3 separate regions of the Mus musculus genome follow, and all the other regions are linked to region 1. Evidence: chromatin loops called from intact Hi-C (ENCODE). Cell type or tissue: left cerebral cortex. All regions are shown on one strand.

Region 1 (8,000 bases):
ATGGGGTCTCCTCACAGCAACAGAACAGAAACTAAGACAGATCATTTTTTTTCACCTATGTTTGGAACTTAGCTATTTAAGACACGATATATATGTTTTCATGTGTGTCCCCATCTGCTTGTGATGACGTCAATACATCTCCTATATCAGACTAGTAGATCACACCCCACGATGTCACCTTGTGGTTTTAAGACAGTTAATTTACATAATATACCAACTGGGTCTTGCAGATTCTTCTGCAGCCATGAACCTTTAACACTGTGGCAAAAATAAGTGGCTCTTTCTTTTTGGATTTCTTCCTGACCACCCCAGATTCTTACAAAAACAAATAAACAGACAAGACCTATCTAAAAAGGCAATCATACTTTTTGTTGTTTTCTTTCTGTTGCTGTTTGTTTGTTTTCTTAAATCTTAACCCCCACCATTCAAGTCTCCTTGTGTGCCCTACATTTGCCTCTCAGCAAAATAAGTCCCCCTTGGCTAAGCTAACTGTAGCGTTGGGTTCAGCATGCTGCCCCAGTTCCCAGCAAGCTTTTGGGCTTTTGTTCTCGCCAGGGAGAATAACTCTAGAACTGAGCAGCGCATGCTCATGCGGCTTCCCAGCCACGAAAAACTTAGCTCTAATTACTAAGGTGACTTCCATCTTCTGAGCTTCTAATTGTTACCCTCTTTTTATTCCTTTTAATTTGTTTCACAAATGTATTCCCTTTAATCAGATCAAATTAAATGCCCAAATTAAAAAAAAATAACTTGGCCTTGTAATGTGCCACCAAGTATCTTAAGTAAACTGCTTTAAAAAATAATGACCAGTAACTGACAATTTAAACTTCAATATTTTCTCCTAGATAGATCTGATTTGCAAGAGACAAAAATAAAATAGATGTATCTTACACCCAAGCTCTTCTTCAATACTAGCATAGCTGACCTTCTGGGTTTGGTAACTGTACTTAGAGGCTAATATTAATGAGGACATAGGGGGCTAAAAGACAGAAATACTTTTGCCCCTTGTCCCTAGCTCTGCTATGTCCTATGGGACTCGGGAATGATGAGAGACTCCCAAGTGGTCCTATAACTCCTCTGCTGAGTCACTTGTTCTAATGGCCAGGAAGATCATGTGTACATTCCACACAGAGGAGAGTCAACATAGAGAAAAATGTCTGCCATGCTCCCCAAAAAAGCCATATTTCCTCCATTATCCTAGTGTCTAATGTACATGCACTGGGAAACACAGTACTCCTAATATAAAGAATTAGAGAGAGAAAATAATATAGTTGTACTTGATAGTTATACTATGTGGAAAGAATCTATGCAAAGAAGAGAAAACGTGGTACTTTGCTTATTACTTGGAAGAAAATCTGTAAATATAAAGTTGCTATTGTGTTCTTAAGACATGATAACTATTCCATCTTTATTTATGAGGCCCCCCTCCCCCACTTTGTACCATCTTGAGGTTTGGAGTGTTTCTGCTCCAAAGCAAAGCTCCCTCCATGACCACCACTGATGTTACTACTGGTGCTAGGTAATGAGAGGTTATTGAAAGTTACAGGGCTGGGCTTGACTTGATCCTGGATTGCACAATCTCCTAGGTTTCTTGATGAATATGCTCTGTGCTTTTAAGAATGACAAAAATTCAATAAAGAAAGAATTATTGCACCAGTGATGCAAGAACTCCTAGGTCCAATCTCTAGCAACACACACACACACACACACACACACACACACACACACACACACACCTTTAAAGGAAGAAGCATTTTTGAAACTACAAGTATTTAAAAACCATGATGTTGTCCTACACAAATTCTGATTGAATAAATTTGAAGAAGTACATTTTGTTCTAACAAAGTACCTATTTATCTAAGCATTTTGTATTTTTTTAATGATAAAAGCTATCCCCTTCATGATGACACTTTTTCCTAGTAAGGTTAGACTATGTATTTGTTGTTTGTTTGTTTGTTTGTTTGTTTGTTTGTGGTTTGTGCGTGATAATGAATTTATGAACTCTATTGTTTTAGGGTTGATCAATTGCCCCAAACAAGTTACAAAATATGGTTCTTCTGTGAGGTTACAGCCTCATCAGCTTGGAAGTTATAAAAGATCGACCACTCTCCTCCTCTCCTCCTCTTCTCCAAAAATGACTTTCAGGACTGCAGCTTTTAGGGAGCAGTTGTAGTCAGAAAGTAGGGACCAGAAAGAGACATACCAAGACTAGTATATGAAAGAAGGTATTGAGGGCCAGGGAAATGGTTCAGTGAGTTTAAAATACTGCCAAGTCTGATCCACAAGGTGGAAGGAGAGATGTCCTGCAGTGTTTGATGTGGTATATGTGTGTGTGCGCACATGTGTGCATGTATACACATGCACACAAATGAAAGAATAAATGTGCAACCAATTGTTTTTAAAAAGAAAGAAGCTAGTTGTCAAAGAAAGACTAGAAATCTTTCTCCACCTGGACTACATGCAACAACAAAAAAAAAAAGAGCAGGTGGTGAAAACGTGCCATGTGCTGACATTCTGCCCAGGGTATTTTGTGTACATGTTCACAAACCCACTCCCCCATCCCACAAACCCACTCCCCAGCCCACAAGCCCACTCATCCATCCCACAAGCCCACTCCCCATCCCACAAGCCCACTCCCCATCCCACAAGCCCACTCCCCATCCCACAAGCCCACTCCCCATCCCACAAGCCCACTCCCCATCCCACAAGCCCACTCCCCAGCCCACAAGCCCACTCCCCAGCCCACAAGCCCACTCATCCAGCCCACAAGCCCACTCCCATTCCTGAAGTGCTTCTTCTCTTTCTTAATAGCCTGTTTCTATTTCTGTTTCTAGTCCTGTCCAATTCTTTGTCACGGGACATGGGGGGCTTAGAGATCTCAGTGAGTACCTTGAGACTCAGGTCTGTACCTCTATCACAGAGACACTCCAATCTGGGGCCATGGTAGATCTACATATAAGGTCTGTGGGGAGCCGTAACTCGATTGAAGCACAAGTTCAGGGAGAAGCTATGGGGCTTTCCAGCTCACCAACTATTGTTCTTCTGTAAGTTTAGAGCACACTTCTGAGAAATGCCGTGGTGCCTGGTAAATCACTAGCATTGGGGAAAAGGGAATAGTGGCTTCTACTAATTCTGTGAAGGAAATAGAAAAACACATTTCTAAGCAGAGAAGACAAAAAAAATGAGAAAAGTAGAGAAAAACCCAGAAGGGGACAATGTCTGATTCCCTCTTGTTTTATAGTGTGCATGTTCATATCAACCCAGGTTGAGAAGTGCCAGGACCACCCATAGGTGGAGCAGGTAGGCTTCCATGGTGTGATTTAACGTGCAGGAAGACTCCAGGCCCTAAAATAGTTCTTTTCCCTGGCTTGACAGGGCACATTAAGTAACGATTGCCTCAGGTTTCTCTATTTAAATGCAAATAACTCTGGCAAAGATAATAAGTTATGAGAGTCATTAAACATCAGTGTGATTAGCTTATTAGATTGTTTTCCTAGAAGACTCCTGAGGGAGCATTGTACAAAATGGTCATGGCTTAGGGATCTGTCCACAGCAAGTCCCTCCATCTCAACATGCCTCAACTCCCTCTACAGTATGGACTCCAGGATTTGTCCCGGCTAGTTCTCAGATGTGGTCGGAGTGAGCAGGAGGCTGTGACGCAACAGAGCATCTCAAGCATTGACTGTCACAAGCAGAAATGACAACACTGGTGGCCTGAGGGGAAACAGTAGGGGTTCATATTGAGGTCTTGATTCTCAGCCAGAAAAATAGGCAAGGACACGAGGGGAAAGGCAAAATTCCAGGGGCCAAAAATAAAAAGATACCCAACCTAAGCATTCATGCATGAAAGGTACATTAAACAACAGGATACCAGGCTTACCCATAAAATGAAAGAAAAAAAAGCTGTAAAATGATAATATCCAGAGTAGAAGAATACAGATGAAAGGGGGCTGCTAGTGGGAATACAAACTGTCTATTTAGCATCATGGATCAAAAGACCTTAAATGTGTGAGCCAGCAATTCTAACTCCAAGAATGGACTGGAATAAATAAAGGAGAATGTGTACCTGATTCAGCTGCAGGCATTCTCACCACAATATTGGTTTTAATCACAAAGACTCTAGAAATTATCTAAATGACCGACAGAAAATTCATCATAAATCATGGTACAAACCTTAAACTGTATCCTAGACCTGTTTTGAAATATATATATATGAGAAGTATATTTATTAACAGGAAAATATGCCTAATAATCTTTGGGACAAAAGGCTGTAAACACATGTATTATGCATTCATATTATGTATCTTCTTATCAAGAGGTGTTTGCAGAAACATGAATAGTAGCTATAAATATTGTGAACTCACAGAGTCATTTCTTTCCTTTCATTGTTTAACTTTGTTTGCATGTGTAAAAAACTTTCGCTAAGAGGCATTCAAGGAAAGGAGAAAAATTCTCATAAGAGGAAAGCCTTTTTTTTTTCTTCAGTTTGAGCCAAGAATTTTTTAATCTATAAAGTGAGGGGAGAGAGAACAGCTTCCTTATGTAGTCTGTGAAACTCTGAGGAAAAGGGATAAGAAATGCGTGAAAAGAGTTTTGAAGTCAATAAATCTCCCCGTGGCATCAAAGAAGAGGAAGGCTGTGGAACCGTTATTTCTGCTCAATTGCTTGTAAAAAGAAAAGAAGAAAAAGAAAAACCTGGTCTCAGCAATGGTAACAGCAGGTTGCTCAGTTGAATAGGAAAACTCATCTCAACAAAGCCAAATAGGAGGGAAGAGAGTTAAAAGCAGCTCTGAAGAAGTACATCAATTAACGCAAGGATGCATTTTGTTAAAGTGACTGGAGAGTGAGTCCAGGCAGTTACTTCCGTGAGTACCTGCTCCTTCTAGCTGCGGTGGGTTCGAGTAGGCAGCCTGTACTGACACTGCGCATTGCGCATGAGCTTGGGGCGCAGGGGGCACAGGAGGCTGAGCCACTAGTGGGAGTAGCTGCATGTAGCAACTCATATTTTCAACAGTAGTGAGGAGATCTTTCTTCCTGATTTTGCTAGCTCCTCACCACAATCAGTCCATTGCTTCATAAGTGCATGACCCAAACAGAGTCCTGCAGTACAGCACAGCCACGAGGATTGGCAGAGCAGCTTACTGAGCCCTCTCCTCCAAGCACCCTTGCTGAGAGCAGACACAGCATCTCAGCCCTCAGACACAGCTCCAGCAAAGGGTGAGAAGCAGGAGCGAAGGGACGAGGTAATTTGCCTCCAGAGCTGTTCCCTAGCCTGAGTTCCCTCCTCTTCACCCTGTTTTCACAAAGACTAAGACCTTTCTCCTTTGACAACACCCACTTTACAATCGTTAGTGGATACAATGGTATAGAACCAGAGTGCAGCATAGGAAGTGGCTAAGGCAGACAAAACACCTCCACTCCACCAGTGGAGTTAACATCCTAGTAGAAGAGACAATGAACAACAGAACAGCAATAAAATGTTGATGAAAGTAGAGAGTGGAGTGTGATAGAGCCCTTGACTTTGGTGACTATCTGCCTGGGTGCTGGTAAGCCCTGGGGCACGGTGTAAGAACCTCAACTTATATAATGTGTAATGAGAAGCCAACTGGGGAATAATATGATCAAATGTGTGTGTGTGTGTGTGTGTGTGTGTGTGTGTGTGATCATGTTACACATATATGTATATATGCATATATGTGTGCATATATATATCATATATGTCATATATAAGTATATATACAAATACATATATTTACATATTATTTCTGATCTGTTGACTGACCTACTTAGAAATTTACGTGAAACTCTTCAGGTTCTTCTTTTAAAATGCAAACATTTTCAACATCGGTAGCATCTTCATTGGAATGTGCTGATTATAACCTTTTCTCTCATTCCCTCTCAGTTGACAGTGAAAGTGCTGGGCATCTGCCCGGGGCTCTGAACCCAGGCAGAAGCATTTTACACAGCAGGAACACATGGGTGCTCAAGGGCGAATAAAGTTTCCAAGGTCAGTGATGGAAAAGAGTGAGGAGAGAGTGTCAGCCATGGAGCCAAGCGCTGCTAAATTCAGACTCTGAGACCTTACTCCCTGCCTGCTAATAGTGCAGTCTTGGCCAGCTTCCATTCTTAGAAGTTGGTAATAAAAGAACATGAAACAAGCATTCCCATAGTTGGAAATTATTGAAATGTATCTAAGTCATGCCTGTGAGTTCCTGCTGCACCATGCTGTAGGAGCACGCTGGGACTTAATTCAGGATCGTAACACTGAGTCTGCCCATCTAGGTGTTCCAGCTTTGAGGATGAGTCAGAGAGCAGTAACGTCCACAGGCTGCTTCTGGGGGCAGGGTTTCACTTTCTCCGAAAGTGATGAGATTTTGGAAACAGACTTTGGCAAAGAAATGTTCTTCTGCTAAATATAACAGGGAGGGTAGACATCCTACTCCACCCCAGTCTCTAAGCACTTTTAAATGTCTGTGTGACTCTCTACCAAAATGAAAAAAAAATGTGGCTTTTTGGTAAAATCTTATGCTGTTTTAGTTGGCAAGGTGAGCTGGAATCCACATCTAATTCTTAGAGGACTTGGCAAAATGGCAACTATTCTGCAGTTTGGAAGAGATCTAAGGTTGCCCTCCTTGACTTAGAGCACAGCATATTGTATATAGCTGCTTAGAGGGCAGTCAGGACTTCTAACAGTCAGTCTTGACTTGATTACAGTGTCTGCCTGAGGAGTGAATCCATAAACTTAACAAACCAAATCCATAAAATAATGAGTTGAGGAACCTGGAAAACGTTCTACAATGTGAAGAGGAGTGTGTGTAAAGACATAGAAGGTGAAGAAAATGCTAGAGAGTGAAAGAAAGATGAAATTTCAAGACCTGTAAGTCATATAAAGTACTCAGAAATTGCTGGTTGTTTGTGAGCCTAGAGGCTGCTTGGGGCTGAGAAAAAAGAAAAACAAACCCAGGTATGCCCCGTAGTTAAAACATTCCTGGGAACAGCTTAACCTTAAAGATAAAGAGGAATGTGAGGACATAACAGGGCTATCTGAACTGAGTCAACAACTCACAGAACTCTGACACCCTGCATGTACATGTAATTTTTCTGCTGATGTTTGAATAACCCAATAGTGTGTTGCTATGCTGAGTTCCACACCCCTAAGTCCCTTACCCCATAAAAACCCCTAGCTTTCGAGTCTCGTGGCTGACATCCGTTATCTCCTGTGTGGGATGCATGTCGTGATTCTTTGGGTGCCCGCCGAATCGAGAATTGAGTGGGGGTTTCCCCACTAGGTTCTATCAAGAGAAGGTGTTGTGTTGGGACCAAGAGGCAAGGTCCCTGAATGTGCTGGAGACAATAGACCAGCATGAGACTCTAAAGAGGAGAGAAAGTTAGGAAGCCCTCACCTTCTAATGAAGCTTCACCACCCTTTCTGTAGGTTATGCTCACCCCCCAGTGGGGCACCACAGACACACACCTCTTCAAAGCAAGGCAGGGGGTTGCCAGGAAGGAACCACTGGGGACAAACTCCTCAGTGTTGTACACTTGACCCTTTCAGCCTTCACTGTCTCAAATGAGCAACTACGACCCTGGCCTATGGGGCTGGAGAGATGTGTCAGAAGTTAAGAATACTTGTGCCTACAGAGGACCTGGACTGGGTTCCCAGCAACAACATGGTGGCTCACAGCCATCTTAACTCCAGTTCCAGGGAATCCAATACCTTCTAAACTCCTTGGGCACCAAGAACATATATAGCATATAATATATGTAGAATTAGTATATAGTATTAGAATTTGTATTCTAATATAGCATATTAGAATATAGTATTATAGTATAATATATACATGAAGACAACACACACACACACACATATATATGGTAAATAAATCTTTAAAATATATCTCCAGCATACTTAACCTGCTTCTCCCAAACTGCAGCTTCTCACTGATCTGAAATAAACAGATTTTATCTCCCCAGCTCAACTAAGAATAGAAACACTTCTT
Region 2 (8,000 bases), 180 kb after region 1:
ATTAAAAAGTTGGAAATCAACAAATGAACATATATTAATAAAGGCACTTGCCATCATGCCTGACAACTTCAGCTCAATCTGAGACCCACAGGGTGGAATGGGGAAATTATTCCCCTAGTTGTCCTTTGACCTCTACACGTGTGCTATAATGCAACAGTGTCAGCAATGCCTTCTGTTACCTCGCCTGCACTAGGTCTCCAAGCATTGCTTCTGCAGTGCCCTCCCACTTGCAAGTTTCCAGTTACACACACTCTCTCTAAAGGTAAAAAAAAAATTGCTTAAATCTAGGAGGAATTGATATGAGAAACTGTAAAGTTTTTTTAATCATTCATCCATCAGCAAGTAGAGTAGAAACTGTATTTATTCATAATTACACACCCATGCATCTGCAGCAAACAAATAATAACTGTATATTCAACAAATAATAACTGTATATTCTTCCCAACAGTTTGTTACTCTTTATGCTCAGAAGTCAACCAGAGTGTTTTGGATTAGGGCATATTTATATGCCACTTGTAATATGCTTTCTGGGTTGCCCTAGCCTTTGAAGTATTCCCTTCTCACTTGGAGTACTGAGCCACCCAGGGCGAAAGAACACTAAGGAGCAGCACCACAGAGCTTGTCACACTCCTCGTCCTTCTCCATGAAACCCTTGGTTAGGGATGTTTGGACAACTGGCACCTTTCAATTTCTTGCCCAAACCTAGAAGAGTGACAATTCAAAACTAGATTTTGGTACAAAACAGATGTAGAATATTCTTAAAATGTCAATTTCTAATTGAATTGTGTTCCCTGAAATTTTTTTTTCATGGCTCACCCATTTTATTTTTAAGAATTTTGATTTTTCTGCTATGCCTCACTTGGGAAGTGAATACAGGTATGGCTGCTTTTTGGCCACTGGCCTTCATTTCTTCACACCAGCAGAGGTGGAAGCACCACAGCATGGAAGAAAGAGGCACAGCTCCCTGAACACGCAGACGTGGCTTTACCCGTGAAGGAGATCCCTACTGAGGACCACTTGACCACATCCCTATGCACACAGAGCACTTACCCAATGCGTATTTTCAGCATGCCGCTGAACAACTCAGGGCTGTTGGAGATGATCCAGCCGATGTGGATGACCAGTTCTTGCTGAATGACTGCCTCCCTCTCATCGTGGGTATTGCACTTATAATAGATTATGTTCTTAATCACTCTTGGAGACAGTGGGTTAGAGATGACCTCCTCTTCATGTCCAAAGGCACCTAGAGTTACCTATAAGTACCAGAATTTTACTGTTAAAAAAAAAAATTCTGAGTTACAAAAAAATAAAAAATAAAAAAAATAAAAATCAAGGCTCAGGATGACTGGCAGGCTGAAATTGCTCTATGTAAGCTAGGGAGTTAGTCAGAATAATTGTTCCTGATATTTATTAAAATGGCTTTCAAAGTATGACTCCCACTGGGGTCCATGATGGTTGAGTCTGGTCTAAAATGTAAGGGCTGGTGAGGGTCTCAGGGAAGTGAAGGTGAGTAGACATAAATAACTATTAATTTGGAGGGAAGGGGGTTAGTACTAGAAAGTCCCAGGGGAACCAGAACACATTCAGTGACTGTATTTTACTACACAGTTCAGCATTTGGGAGATCTATTTTTACAGTTTTTCGAGTAGAACCGTCTGCTCTTGAATAACACTGTAACCCTTCCAAAGTCAGGAGGAAGGCCATGTAGTTCCTGTGTAGCCCCCACTTATCCTGATCATGTTAGGTATACATGGAGGGTTGTGATCCATGGCATTGGATGGCTCACCTATAGAATGAATGGGACGGCTGGCTGCCCACAAGCCTGCGAAAGGAAAGAGCTCAGAAAACAAAGCAGGAAGTGCTGACAGAGCTGGCAAGAGAAGGTTTAGGCTCTCCTCCCTGCTTGGCCAGCTGCTTCTCAGAGTGCCTGCTGCTCTTGCTTCCTCCTCATCAACACTTCCTATCTCTTTTGGATGCAGCTCATAACTGTTCGAGGCAGGAAAAACAGCACCTCAAAGACGTGCTTTCCCAGAGATGAGGGCTAAGAACTTAAACAGCCTTTCCAGTTCTGGAAGGGCTCAGAGTAAGAACTGTGTTGGAAGCTGAGGCAGGAGGATTAGGAGTCTTGGCCAGCCTGGGCTACAGTGTGTGTGTGTGTGTGTGTGTGTGTGTGTGTGTGTGTCTCAACAGAAAACAGAAGGTACATAATTAGCTCCTGGAGATAATAGCAAATAAACTACTTTTATCCAAAAGCTTGAGAGAATTTACAAGTCTGAGCAAATCACACCACTTCAGGCTGGAACAGATCTTCTGAAATAGTAAATGCACACTTTGATCTATTTCCATTTCTTGGTCTGTGAAGGGATAGGAACCAGTGGATGAAGAAACTCCTGCCTTCGGTCATTAGGCTGAACCATTGGCATCTGGTTTCCTTATCCTTTGCAGTCAGGGAATGTTTCCCTGGGAAATGTACTGGCCTGATGGATAACAGTCCAGCCATAGCTGGAGGGCAGGCTCTAAGGCTTCTAGAGTGTGGGAGCAGGGTGGCTACAGCCTATGGATATTGTTCAGAATGGATAAGACAAATTCAAGCCCACATTCCTAGTGTCAGGCCAGTGACCCTCAAGCTCTAAAACCTATGACCAGAGGTAGTGGAATCAGCTATACTTCAGTGCTTTGGGGACTAAATGCACGGAGAAACATGTTTCCCAAAGCCTGGCTAACTTTCACAGTGGTAATGGCTGTGAAAGACTCTGGCACAGATAAAGATTCTGGTAATAAAGGGTACAGGGCAAATGACTTCCTGTCCCTTGATTTACTAAACCATTGACAGTGGTTTGACGTTTACCTCCTAATATGGAGCATGGAGAAACTTCATAGAAAGTAACTTTTTCTTAGTAACTTCTTATGGGTATAATTATTTTAAATTGTTAAACAACATCATAGGAGAAGGTAAATAACATTATTCTAACATTCCCAAAGCTAGATATCTGAATGAAATTATTTTAATCTTAATTAAGATCCCTGAAATATGAGCAATTAGTTGATGGTATTGAGGAAGTTAGAAAACTTCATTATTATTAAAGCTTACTATATTCCTAGATTAGCTGTCAGGAACACACAATAAACACATACATTCCAAAGGAGAGACAGAAAGCAACTAGATTTTTTTCACTGTAATCAAACAATAAATCAGCTACATGATTAGAGATTACAGAAAATGAGCAGCAGCAGCCAACACCACATGCACAGCTCAACCCAACCCATTTACCATCAAGGATTGTAGAAAGAGACACAGGACTGGAGAGGGAGGAGAGCAGAAAAGACAAAGAGGAAAGGAGGGAGGGAAGAAGGAATGGGGGAAGAAAGGAAGAAAGAGGGAGGGAGGGCGGGGGGGGGAATGAGGGCTGGAGGGAAGGAGGGAGAGAGAAAAGTGAGAAAGGGAAAGAGAGAGAGAACAGAGGAGAGAGACACGAGGGAAGGAGGGAAGGAAAGAGGAAAGATAGGGACTGAGGAAAGGAAAGGAAAGGAAAGGGAGAGAAGGGGGGAGACAGGAGAGAGAACAGAGGAGAAAGGGAGGGAGAGGGAGATGGAGATGGAGAGGGAGAGGGAGAGGGAGAGGGGAGAGGGGAGAGGGAGAGAATGAGAATATGAACTGTAGATGGCCCTGTGAGCAGGAGTGGCAGATTGACCGGGTGGGTAGGAAGCAGCTCTGGGAAGAGATGGCCTGAAGGGTGAGGAATGGAGGAGCAGGGCAGGCATGTCGATTCTGCCTCTTCCTGAACATTAATGAGTTTCTTAGGAGTGGTAAGGGAGCAATCAGGTGGAGTGGAAGCTTAATGTGTTCTCTGCTATGGACCTAGCTTTTCTCTGCCCATCACAAAGCTGTCTGAATGCCCCAGAAGGTGCATTTTCTACACTAGAATCTGCACTGAACTCAAGCAAACTTGGGGACTGAAGTTATAGTCCCAGGGTATAGGACAAAAGTGAGATGGCCCACTAAGTACTCTGCAGCTCTCAGACTGTACACGCTATTGTTTTTGCAGGAGGAAAGAGACTTTTGAAGAAATTCCCAAACCACTCACTGGTAATCTCTTTGTGGGCAGTCTATGACACCGACCTATACCAGATGTAAGTGTCCTAACTAGAAATTGTTGTGTCTGTGAGTGTGAAAAGCAGATACTTACCTGTTTGCCCTGCACTAAAACATTAGTAATGGATGGGGCCAGGCTGTCCACTACTTTATTTAAAAGACTTGCTGCACGGCGTACAACCGACCTGAGGGCAAAGAAGAAAGCAGGCCAGATCTTCACAAACAGAAAGACGGTGAATAAATGGTGCCCTTGATGGGGAACCGTACAATGTATGCAGTCAGGTCCTCCCATGATAGAGAGAAGCAGTGAACTGCCATTAGACCTGACCCTTGAAAGAAGACCATCTATAATTAGGGAAAGTCATGTCTCACACTCACCTCAGCCACCAAACTGTGGCAAAGGGCATCAGTGATGCCAAGATCAATTTCAAAAAAATAAGGGAAAGAAAAAGCAGAGTCTCTAGCTACTCTTTTAATTGGGATGGGAGAGGAAGGAATTAAGAGGGTACTCTGCTTCATATTAAAAAACACATAAAAAGGATCATGTGCCTGTGACTGATGACTGATTCCCATATCAATTTATACTATGCTTCTCTGTACAATATTATTTTTTAACTACATGTGTGAGTGACTGTGTATAGGTGAATGTGTGTGTGTGTGTGTGTGTGTGTGTGTGTGTGTATAAGCATGTGAGTGCAGGTGCCTGTGCAGACTGGAGCCAGAGTTATCAGCAGTTCTTAGCTGCTAGATGTGAGGAACCAAACCTCGGTCCTCTGGAAGAGCAGTGTGTGCTCTTAACTGGGCCATCTCTCTGAAGCCTTGAGTTATGTTTCTTTTGGTCCTGAATAATTGGATGCCTGGATTAGGGAACTCTACTGAGTTTCAGAAATGAATTACCCTCACTTTCTTTCTTGATAAAGACAGAATGTTGGGGGAAGGAATTCACACTTCTATTTTTACATTTCTGAAAAAGTCTTAGAATGTAGAAAGAACAGATTTATACCCCCCAAATTACACCACATGCAATATATAAGACATTTCCCCTCAAAAGTAAAAATTTATGTGAACATTTAGAGAGAATAAAATCAAAATGTAGGTTTGAAAGTACCATTTTTTAAAATTTCAGCATAACCACAGAAATTGGCCTATAACAAGCATTTATATTTCTTAATTACAACATGAAAGGACTAGTAGACAATCAAGCCAGTAGCTGACCGAGTTAGTGAAACAAATACTTCCCAGTTCTAGAGAGACACTTTTATCTGAACACCAAAAGATGCATATAACCCTTGGAACACAGATAAACCCACACATATCAAGCAACTGGAGTTTCCCAAACTCTGTGCATGTTACCTGTTTCCCATGTACCAGAAAGGTGGTAATGTGCGGGGCTATAGAGGAGGAAAATTTCTGGGTAAATGCAGCCCCGTACCGCACAGCCAGCCTGGGGGCAGTGGAAAGCCATAAAAGGGAGAATAGAATAAATTAAGCTTCCAGGGTTCTATTTGTTTAAATATAACAGTCAGCATTTCTAAATGTTTGCAACTTAGTGCTTTATCAAAGTCATAAGTATTATGCAGAAGCAAGAATTGGTTTTGCTTAGCCTAAACAATACTATAGGTACAGCAAAACACACTGCCTATAAGAACATCTACTGATTACTGTACTGAGAACTTACAGTGGAAATTTGAGATATGTGAACTGGATGGTCATTGTTTCTCTGGGCAGCGAGAGTATATTTGTCATAAAGTAGAGATGAAGCACTATTTAGAAAATTTGTCCAGTCCCTTATTTCAGAGAATAGAAACATGAGGTTTACGGAGATTGGGCCTCATAAGAAACTACTTGAGACGTAATTCCGTCAAAATGCAGAGCTGTATATTTGGGCATACTCTCCTCACTGTGACTGTAAATAGCTTTACTCATGGCTCCTTCAACTTAAGTGATGAGATAATTGCCTTTCATTATTTCTGCTTACAATCAAATGGTCTTTTAGGGCCTTCAAAAGGTTTTCTAAACAAGATGAAGTGATGGGTGATGCAGAAAAGCTGAATCATGATGCTGTCACCCCAGTGGGGGCTTTCTAGGCTCAATCCTGGGGGAGGCTTTTGTTTCTAGTTATTTTTCTTTAGTCTCCTGTGACATACGAATACTCTTCAAAAGTATGAAGTCAGGGTGCCATAACTTTAGAGTTTCAATGTCAAAATGATGATGAGTAACATCTGTAAGAATCAAATGTTGTCTTTAAGCTACTGAATACAACAGTACGACAACTATAACGTGACAAGGAAACTAATACAAACCAAAGCTTTTTGCTGCCAGCTCTTCTATACACTCTCTCAATGTGATCAGACACAGTTCCTAGACAGAGAATAAGAAAAGTCTTCACTGAAGAAAGTTTTTAATTAAATGTACAACATTTATTTCCTCTTCAAAAACAAGAGAAAACATCCTTGTATTGAACCGACCAGTTTAAATCTGCAACCCAAATGAGATTGTGTGTTCCCAGCACCTTTGCTACATGGTACAGTTTTCAAAATTCTAATTTTTTTAATATATGTGCTGCTGAAGCGAGCACCAAAATTCTATTTTTTAACTGATATGTAACTTTTTGTAAGTTTTTAAGCAAATAAAAGTATTATTTTACCTTTCAACATGAAACAGAACACATTAAAATTAGTCAACTGAGTAAAAGCCTACTTTTTAAATGGAAGTCCCTACGTCTCTGGTAAGTGTGTGAGGCTATGATCATTCTAATACTCTGGTTAGCACAGCCCTAGCATTCACACTTTGGCCATGTCTCACACGTGCTCTGCACTCTTGCTGGTTTTGTCAGTAAGAAACAGTGTGATATAATTGAGTGCCAAAAGTTAGCAAGGATAAGGAAAAAGATCTTTACATTTTTCTCCTCACTTATTTTTACAGTCTTAATTTAGATTAAATGATACCCTGGTCCCATAGATGCCTGCAAAAGCTGGGCCTGTTGGTACATGCTGTATTCCAGGCTACGGAGCAGGCTGAGGTGGGAGTGCTGCAAATGCAGAGCTTGCCTGGGCCAGAGAGGGTCAGAGGAGAGTGAGGGCAACTTAGTAAGAACACTTCAAAATAAAGAGCAATAGCGCGGGTGGAGATGCAGCTCGGTGCAGAGCATTTCTGCTTTGAGTCAGCACTGTTGGAATGCCAGTGGTTAGTGCATCTCCACTTTAACCAAATCAGCATGTACTGCTAGACAGGGGTTTGAGATAATCCAAAAAGTCCGATGACTGGAAATATATGTTTCAACATATCCTATATTCTTCTGTACTATAAAATGCCAGAAAAAGGTCATGATGTAGAACTTAAGGATTCCCCACAGCAACGACTGCATACAAATGTGGATTTCAAGGATCACCAGGTCTCCTCCACAGGGCAGTGTGGCCACAGACACACTTAGAAATGATTTACTTTTATAGATCACTTTCAGAGCAAAATTCTGTTCCAAACGACTACCACAAACCATCAAGAAGCCAGTTTCCATAAATATAACTATTCAATACTATTCTTGAGAAATTACAGGAAATAAAGCAGGAAACAGAAATGTCAACAAGCAACTAAGGAGTGAACAGAAGTTCAGGGTCCCAGGCGGAATCCAGGCTCTATGCTGAGCAGAGAAGCAAGGCACTGCCTGAGGGCAAGGGTGAAGGAGGCTTTCCATGTGAGAGGGTGGGAGATTTAATAGAAGATGAAATAACTCAGAGCAGTGGGCACTGTTATGTATGACTGATAGATATTCACATTACAGAGCCCCTTTTATAGATATGCCCCCTGCTCATTTACTCTTACCTTCCATTGTGATAAAGTTAGGGCCCTCTCTTTTGAGCAGTATACCCAGCAGGATGGTTTGACCAGCCAGACAACCGCAGTCCTG
Region 3 (8,000 bases), 120 kb before region 1:
AAGTTAGGCAGCACATAGCCGAGGAGTGGATCTTAAACCCATTCTAGGCAGACCCGGGGAATGAACCTCTTTGCCATAACCTTATGCTCCCTTTTAGAGTAAAGAGTTCAAGTCTTACCTGGTTCCAAAGCATGGTTTGGCTACAGTGTTGCACAAGATGTGCAGGTAGTGTGTACTGGATCTGCTTATGAAAGGAGTTATAGTTGTGCGCGTGCTCAGAACATGATCAGCATCTCCACTCCGCCTCTCAGCCCAGTGCCCTTCACGAGTGAGGATTGTAGCTGAGCTCTTTATGCTCGTTGTATACCATTTACACGAGATAGGATGGATCCGGATGAATTAAAGGACCAACCAATCACTGAGGGAAAACCCAGCCCCCACTAGGAAGAAGTACATGCCAGCACTCTACCCTGTGTCTCAAGAGAAAGGCGAGGGCCTGGGCACTTCCCTGGTAAGCTCTTGTTCCTGTGAGTCCTGATGGCTCCAGCCTCCTCTAGCCTAGGTCCATGTTCCTCTCTGTCAGCATCTGCACTCCAAGCTCCCAATGAGCTTCATTTCAAATGCTAACATGGCAGATGAACAAATTATAGATGAAAAACTGCTCTCTGAACACATCTATTTATAATGATACATAAAATCTGGTGTTTAAAGAAAACAGTTCTCCATAAAGAAAGCCCCTGATCACAATGTGAGCTGCCAGGAGGCTGACTGGAAAGCAAGAGAGGTATGGAGCTTTCTTGCATATAAAAAGCACAATCAAAGAGCCATCTGCCCCCATCGATTATGATGGGGATTGACAGGCAATTCTATTAAGTGTAATCTTCAGATTGAGGCTTTCATGAGTGTCGTGCAAGAACGAGGTCTTGCTAAAGATTTATTATGCTTATGAGCTATCTGTGTACAATTATTCAAAACAGACTGGGAGTAAATTATTTTCTCGAATGTACTTCAAATGAGTGTGTACACTCGGGCTCTTGAAGTGCAGGCACTGTTTGAAGGGCTCTTGATACCCTGCTACTTTATTTGGCATGTCTTTTAAAGTGTCAGCAAGAGATCTTTGTTTGGGGATACTTTTAAGCATTCCTGTATGACATGGAGAACAAACAATGACCGGCTTATAATAAAGTCGCATCTTGAGGGGACACTGAATTCAGGGTGTGCTATGTCTGTTTTTCTATGATGCTGTGTGAATGTGGTGGAGACTATTGGTATGTTTGCACTGGGGACCAGGAAAGGCTCCCAAATCTCCACAATTTAATCACAGTGCCCCCGTCTCACAGTTGGAAACTTCTAGCCACCCTCATGCCACGATTCAACCAGATTTCACTGTCTTGAGCAAATGTCCTTCCAGTGGTTCCCATTGCATCTTTTGTCTTGTAGGACTTTAGGGGACGTAATACAGCCCGTTGTTTCCTTCTTCAGGAGAGCCAGCCCTGAAACCTTGAAAGCAACAACCATGTTCTTGAGGCAGGCTCTGTGCATACCTTACTTCTTCTAAGGGCCAAGGTCATGAAGAGAGAGGGACTTCAGACTCCGTTCTCTAAGAAAACAAAATACCTAGGCATTCCTTGCACTCCCCTCCCCCACCCACCCCCAAAGTGTTCACCAGCCTATCTTCATCAAACCTTTCAGAGGCTATAAAGTAAATTATCCTAGAGCCAAATACAAATATCAGTATAACTCAGAGAATGGGGACGGGGGGGGGGTGAATTTTGTATCACCAGAGACAGACATGGAGGATGAAGGCAACATTTAGGTTGTCGGTTAGTTTGGGTTAATATTTAACAATCCAATGTTCTCCATGTCAAAACTCCTCGGGCATATAAATGTGGCTCAGGTAAAATAGGAGATTTTTTTTCTTCTCTGCAGCTCTGAATTTTATTGTATTCTTTCTGCAGTCCTGTCGTCAAGCACTCCAAACTGACTCTCTTGTCTATGACACCCAGCTACCCGTTCTTCTGCCCCTGAGTTGAAGACATTTCTAGTCACTGAATTAATTCAGAGTATCTTCCATGAAGCCAACTGTTCTCCTGCGTTCTCTTCCCTTGTCTAGTGATGACGTCAGCTGCAGGGGAAGAACTGAAGCTAGTGGCCACGTCAGAAAAGATGGTGAAGGGAATGGAGAAGTCAAAGCTCAGAGGAAAAACTACTGTAACAAGGACACAGGGTGACAGGATAGCAGCTCTGGGGTCAGCCAGTGTGTATGTGTGTGCATCTGTCTGTCTGTGTTTGTGTGTGTCTGTGTGCATGCACACCTGTGGTGGGGGAGGGGGCTGTGCACAAACTCTGGAGCTACCAGTGACCCAAGTAGGTTCTTGCTCTGTGTCTCCTTGGATCCTCAGAGCCACCCTCTTTTCATTCAAAGTGTTGATGTTATTATTTGTGCTGTGAGTCCTGCGGCGTAACATACAAGTGTGCCACTCATGGGATCTGAACAGGTTTTTCCATCGATGATGTAGGGTAGGTAACAGGCCAGGCTGACAGAAGGCAGATTGATGGTGGAAAGGGACACACAAAATGATGTAGTATTTCAATTTCTGTATATGCCTAGGAGTTCCACAGGAAAGGAGGTAGGCCCCAAAGAGAGTTAGGCCTGAGAGTTCATAAACCAGCAATAGTTTGTGAAGAAATGACAAGACAAAAGAGCAGTGTTTGGGATTTTAGGTTTGGTAAATTGTAGGGAAGTGAGTCTATACAGGAAATTAATGAAAGATAAGGATTATCTTAGTAAGTAAGGGTTATCTATGCAGACTCATCAGGGATAGAGTTATCTCCCTTCGTGGTGAGGACTGAGGCAGCATGGGTATCTTCACCAAGGGAAACTCATACCCAGATTAGGAGCAGAAAGGGAAGCAGGAACCTGTCTTCCATATACTCTTCTCATTTGTCTTTAGCTCAAAGTAAACAGACACCAGCGTGGCATGGTTTGGGCAGCCTGGTGTTCTGTGCCTGTTAGTGATAGCACAGTCATGGTGATTAATTAAAATGACTATGCAATAAGTTTAAAAGTATTCTCTTTACCAAAATGTTAGCTCTACAGAATTCAAAATCTCTTGGGCAATCTTGGTATTTAACGTCTGCATTATTCCATCTCAAACATTTCTACTGTATTTAAATTTAGGAGCCAATGCTAGTGTAGCAATTTGTCATTTCTTCTGTCCCAACAGATATCCCCAGAGGCACTAAATAAGCTTTTAGTTATTAGCCTTGGTGACTTATAAGAAAACAAAGAAGGAGCTGTGTTTGGAGGAGGGTGTAGAGAAAGAAACGAAATGGAAAATATGAGTGAACTTAGGGGCCAAAAGGACCTAGTAGGGGTGAGAGGCAAAGATGACTTCATATGAGCCAACAGAATTCTTATTCTGATGGAAGTTTTGGAACAAACATTTAATCCAGAGCTTATTAAACCTGAAGAACCTGAGACACAGAAAAAGACACATATCTACAGTGGTAGAAATAGATCACAGACTGCAGATTCAGCTTTCCATGATGCCCACCCCTCTGCCTAGGAAACTTCTCCTTCTACACCATCCTCTCCACACACCCTTGACCTAGTTAATCTCATCAGCTTAGCTCTAGCTAGGCTCAGGCATCCCCCTCCCTCACAAACCTCCCGTGAGCCCCCTGGGTCCCAGTGGCTCAGGATCTGCTAACACACTTGCAGAGCACCTGCCAATGTGTCTTTCCCACTGCCTCCTCCTCCTCCTTTTCCCACTGCCGAGGCCACACAGTCTGGGCTCCACAAGCTCCACAAGCGCATGAGTCACCCAGGAGGTGTGGATGGAGCATTGCACCGTGGGGGATGGCTTCGTTCCCACAAACTCCTCTATTCCGTTCATTCACAAAGCAGAGGGCAGAAATGGTTTCCATTCATGCATTTTTCAATAGCAAGGGTCATTAGGGAAGCTTCTCTAATTAATCCTGATGCTCACCCCTGCAGAGTCGGTGTGGTCTTTTCTCTCTCCTTGGCTCTTTTTCTCAAGTCAAACCGTGCTAGAAGACAGGAACTGGTGGGCAAATTCTGTGAATTGTCTAGTGTTTTTTTTTTTCCTAACACTTGCTCTTATCGCCCTAGACATACTTTATGTGGAACAAATTGATTAAAATATAAAATGAGAATTTACTTTGTTAGGCTCTGCAGAATATAGTTATTGGGGTGTATAAAGATCCAAGGAGCTAGAAGAAGAGGAGGAGGGAAAAGGAGGAAGGAGGAAGAGGGATGAGGAGGGAAGAGAAGGAGGGAGGGAGAGAAGAGGTGGCAGCTTCCCTAACAGCGGCCACCACCCTCAGACTGTCTTATCTTCAGCTCAGTCTCCTTGCCAAGAAGGTTGGAGGAAGAATTGCTGTTTATTGAGACAGTACTGTGTGCCAAGCACTGGGTAGAGAAACTCTCGTAAGGTATTCATTAATTATTTGAGGGCCAGCTGGGAAGACATCCGTGAAGAAAGCATATTTGCCATCAGAGATTTCCCATTTCAAAAGAAGAGACAGACTGGAAGCAAGTGAACATGTCACAGAACACAGGGTGGCAATTAAAGTCAGAAAGAGACACCATTTAGGTTAAATAAATTAGAATGCTGGGTGATAGTTCAGGCTTGCGGGGGGGAAAAAGGTTCCTTGGGAAGTGAACCTGAAACGGAATGGTGTGACCTTAAGGCTAGAGACACATTGGAGGAAGTATTCCTATCAGAGTGGATAGGCCTTTGGTGACAAGGCACAAGGGCAAGGGCTGGAGAACAGGGACACATAAGCTCTGTGAGACACAGGAGTGGGCAGAGACGTAGACAGAGGCAAGACGCCAAGTCTCTACTAAAGACTTAAACCCCTTCTGAATTTCCTAGTGGCTTGAATGAGCCTATCCACTCCTACCCCATTTCCTACAGAAGCCCCCACCGCCACCAAAGGCTCATAGATTAAATGTTTGGTCCCCAGTTTATAGAACTGCTTGGGAAGAATTAAGAAGTATATCCTATTAGAGGAGGCCAGGCTTTGAGGTCTCAAAAGACTCTGGCCATTCCCAATCTCTTTTTCTCTCTTTCTGCCTTATGATGTGGTTCAAGATGTGAGCTCTTACCTACTGCTCTAGTGCCATGTCTGCCAGCCTGCTGCTATCTCCCATAGTAATGGTCCTGGATTCTAACCCTCTGAAATAATAAGCCCCAAACAAATGCTTTTTAAAAATAAGTTGCCTTGGTCATGATGTTTTAGCACAGCAATAGAAAACGACTAAGACTCCTAGCAGTCCTTTGTAGTGTTTTGAGTGGAGGCCTGTCATGATCTAATTCACTCGGTGGATGGCTGCATCTTGTTTGATCCTCAAAAGGACCTTAAGAGATGAGCAACATTGACCTTGGTTGCTCATATAGGAACTGGGACTTGGAGACATTAAACTTCCTGCCCACATTTATGGAGCAATCTCCACAAACAGATTGTAAATCCAACTTGGACAGGATTCCAAATGCAACCTTTCACACAGTCCCACACTGTCTGAGGACACAGTCTGGGCCTTATGTGACTCTGAAACACCCTCACACTCCTAAGCTTGTGTCTGATGCCCAATGCCTGCCTTCTAAATGAATACATTAGATGCAGCTCAAACCCTTCCAGGCTCCCAGAATGCCTGGTGTTAGGATCAGATAGGAGAAGACATTGAGAGTCAAAGGATTCTTACAATCAAAAAAAAAAAATTTAAAAAGTTAAGACGTTTAGGTCTGTGTTTTTAGTAACATTCTTCTCAGGGGGGGGAATGACTGCTTTTCAGAACTTCAGATTTTACCCAGTTTGCTATTTTAAATTATCTTCAGTGTTGCCATTTCCACACTTCATCTCTGAACAATCAGCTTGTTCTTCAGTCTGAGGACCTATGGAAATGGCAACCATTAAAATTCAGCTGAGTTCTGTGCTGATTCCTAATGGCTACACACACACACACACACACACACACACACACACACACACACACACACACACCATGCCAAGAAGAAAACCTGTAAAGAGACTGTGTTCTTTCTCCTTCCTAAGTTTACAGACTCATGTGGAGCAGCACCCCTTCCCACGCTTTCTGGGGTGACCTGGAGAAAGAAAGATCATCTTCAAGTGAGCACATGTGTGCAGCCCATCCCAGCCCCTGGGACAGTCGCTTACAGTCAGAATGAACAAAACACAGCCCCTGCAGACAGACGCATTGTGTCAGAGGTAACCCTACCTGCCTAGGAACCTCACAGGCTTGTGAAGTCGCTGGGGGAACAAGACACTTTTACAAACCTGGAGCACCAGAAAGCTATGAAGGAAGCAAATGGGTATTCTGAGGGCTTCTAGGCTGGGTTAGAAACCAGAGTTCCTCTGAGGACACATCACAAAGAGGAAGAAGAGACACACATGGCTATTAGCATGCACCTAGAATCTCTCAGAACTTTGAGGCTAAGACCAGAGGATAGTGAGTTTGAGGCAAGTTTGTGCTACAGCGAGAGGTCCTGCTTCATAAAACCTTGGGCTGTCTGGGCACGATGACATATGTCTGTCATCTTAGTACTTGAGAGGTAGAGAGAGTAGGACCAGGAATTTGGACACATTGGCTACACAGTCATTCTGGGGTCTGTCCTTAAAACAAAGAATTTTCAAAGACTGTGGGTATGGCTCTGTGTTCAAACACTTTCCAAAATGGACAGTGAGTTAGGTTTGAGCCTTAGCACCACTTCTACAGCAAAAGGCAAAGGAGGGGTATCCTGGGCTAGGAAGTTTCTTAGGGTCCCAAAAAGGATAGAAAGAAGAGTTCAGGAGACATGAATGGGACTAGTTTGACCTGGGCACTGGAAATAGGGACCATGGGTGGCAGGCAGAGACTTTAGGGATCATCTGAACAGATGCTGTTCTCACCTCTCCATCCTGCAGTGTTGACTAGGGAGATCTTACACTCTGCAGAGTTTGTCAATACCCAGTCTAACAGTGCTCTGCAACACTGACAGGTGAGGAGTGGGAAGAAGGATTTGCAAAGAAAACCATTAGGGTTGCTTCCTCCGAAGGGGGACCCTAGGAGAGTTCCCTGGAACCTGGCAACGGTCCCGTGCTGTGCACCCTGGGGCCCCCAGAACCTCTGAAAATGGGAAACAGTCATTAACACAGCAAGCTGCCCTCCTCTCTCTTCACCATGATAACACTGTCACCAGAGAATGGAAAATCACTCAGACGTCTCTGCGTCTCTGCGTCTCCAAATTGCACCTCAGTGGCAGGCTGCATACAGCAAATTGCCTGGTGGAGAGCTGGCTAGGCTTGCAAGCAAAGAACTAATAAATAACCTTGAAATACACAGTCTGATGGCAGCTTTGCTCCGAGCCTCCTGGCTTCTGCCCTAGAAGGCTCATGAATCGCTGGGCCTGGCAGGTAGAGTCAGGAGAGCCGAGTCTGCCCACTGTGTTGATGACCTACAAATAAGCACCCGGTGCTGGCTTCAGGGTGGTGGCTTAGCCAGTCTCTTCTCCAGGAGTGGGGCTAACCTGGAGCAAGGCTCTGGCAAAAATCATTTCCAGCCACCTCCAGAGAGAGGTCAGAAAAGGAGCCATGCAGTCTACACAGGCAGGGATGTGGTTGCCTGGCAAACAGGATTTTCAGTGGGAGTTCAAAACCTCCTCAGGAGAGAATGTGCATGTGACTCAAGCCCTGGTGGAAGATGCAGAATTGTCAGTCAAACACATTCTCAGATTCTCCAAAGCACTTTCGCAATCATTTGTAAATTGCTCTTTCAGAGCGTTTGTGGGAATGTTAAATGACTAGGAGAAGAAATCAATACCTCAGTGCTACCTCCGGGGGTGGGCATCCCTGTGCAAAGCAAGAATCACACATCCATAGATGGATGCAAAGATGTTAGCCTCCTTGGATGAATAATAGTTCAGCAGAAGGTGGCAGGCACCAAGCTAGAAGGCTCTCTGAAATGCAAACAGACACAAAATCCGACACAGACAGCTGAGAGATGTGGAGGCCTGCTGAGGAAAAAGAAAATGGAG

What was found. Hi-C counts contacts between places; a loop is a spot of excess contacts. Peaks named below come from ENCODE experiments on the same cell type or tissue, not always from the same donor. Only the 100,000 strongest peaks of a DNase experiment are listed, where the experiment ranks them.
Region 2: it touches region 1 in a loop (2.6-fold over the local background); 2 of 42 quality-filtered maps call a loop at or near these places.
Region 3: a loop joins it to region 1, with 2.8 times the contacts of the local background. A loop is called at or near these places in 2 of 42 quality-filtered maps.

The regions. Positions count from the first base shown.
Region 1 is chr8:86,200,352-86,208,351 of GRCm38, reverse strand. The region is part of intron 3 of Gm33632 (a long non-coding RNA gene); the gene reads right to left. It overlaps Gm33577 (a long non-coding RNA gene), which reads left to right. Exons shown (of 4, transcript XR_879041.1): 4 at 1-331. Among named protein-coding and RNA genes, the nearest start is that of Gm33577, 6.9 kb to the left of the region's middle. In left cerebral cortex, a CTCF peak has its summit at 3,278; DNase peaks (open chromatin) are centred at 534, 5,211 and 6,341; H3K27ac peaks cover 1,882 bases.
Region 2 is chr8:86,022,735-86,030,734 of GRCm38, reverse strand. It overlaps Phkb (phosphorylase kinase beta), which reads right to left. Exons shown (of 32, transcript NM_199446.2): 24 at 7,916-7,997; 25 at 6,397-6,454; 26 at 4,188-4,278; 27 at 1,051-1,253. Among named protein-coding and RNA genes, the nearest start is that of Gm33632, 130 kb to the left of the region's middle. In left cerebral cortex, no CTCF peak of the experiment used is centred here; DNase peaks (open chromatin) are centred at 1,917 and 4,960; H3K27ac peaks cover 1,610 bases.
Region 3 is chr8:86,324,579-86,332,578 of GRCm38, reverse strand. No RefSeq gene overlaps it. Among named protein-coding and RNA genes, the nearest start is that of Gm33687, 49 kb to the right of the region's middle. In left cerebral cortex, a CTCF peak has its summit at 3,777; DNase peaks (open chromatin) are centred at 4,294, 5,461, 7,252, 7,828 and 2 more places; H3K27ac peaks cover 1,652 bases.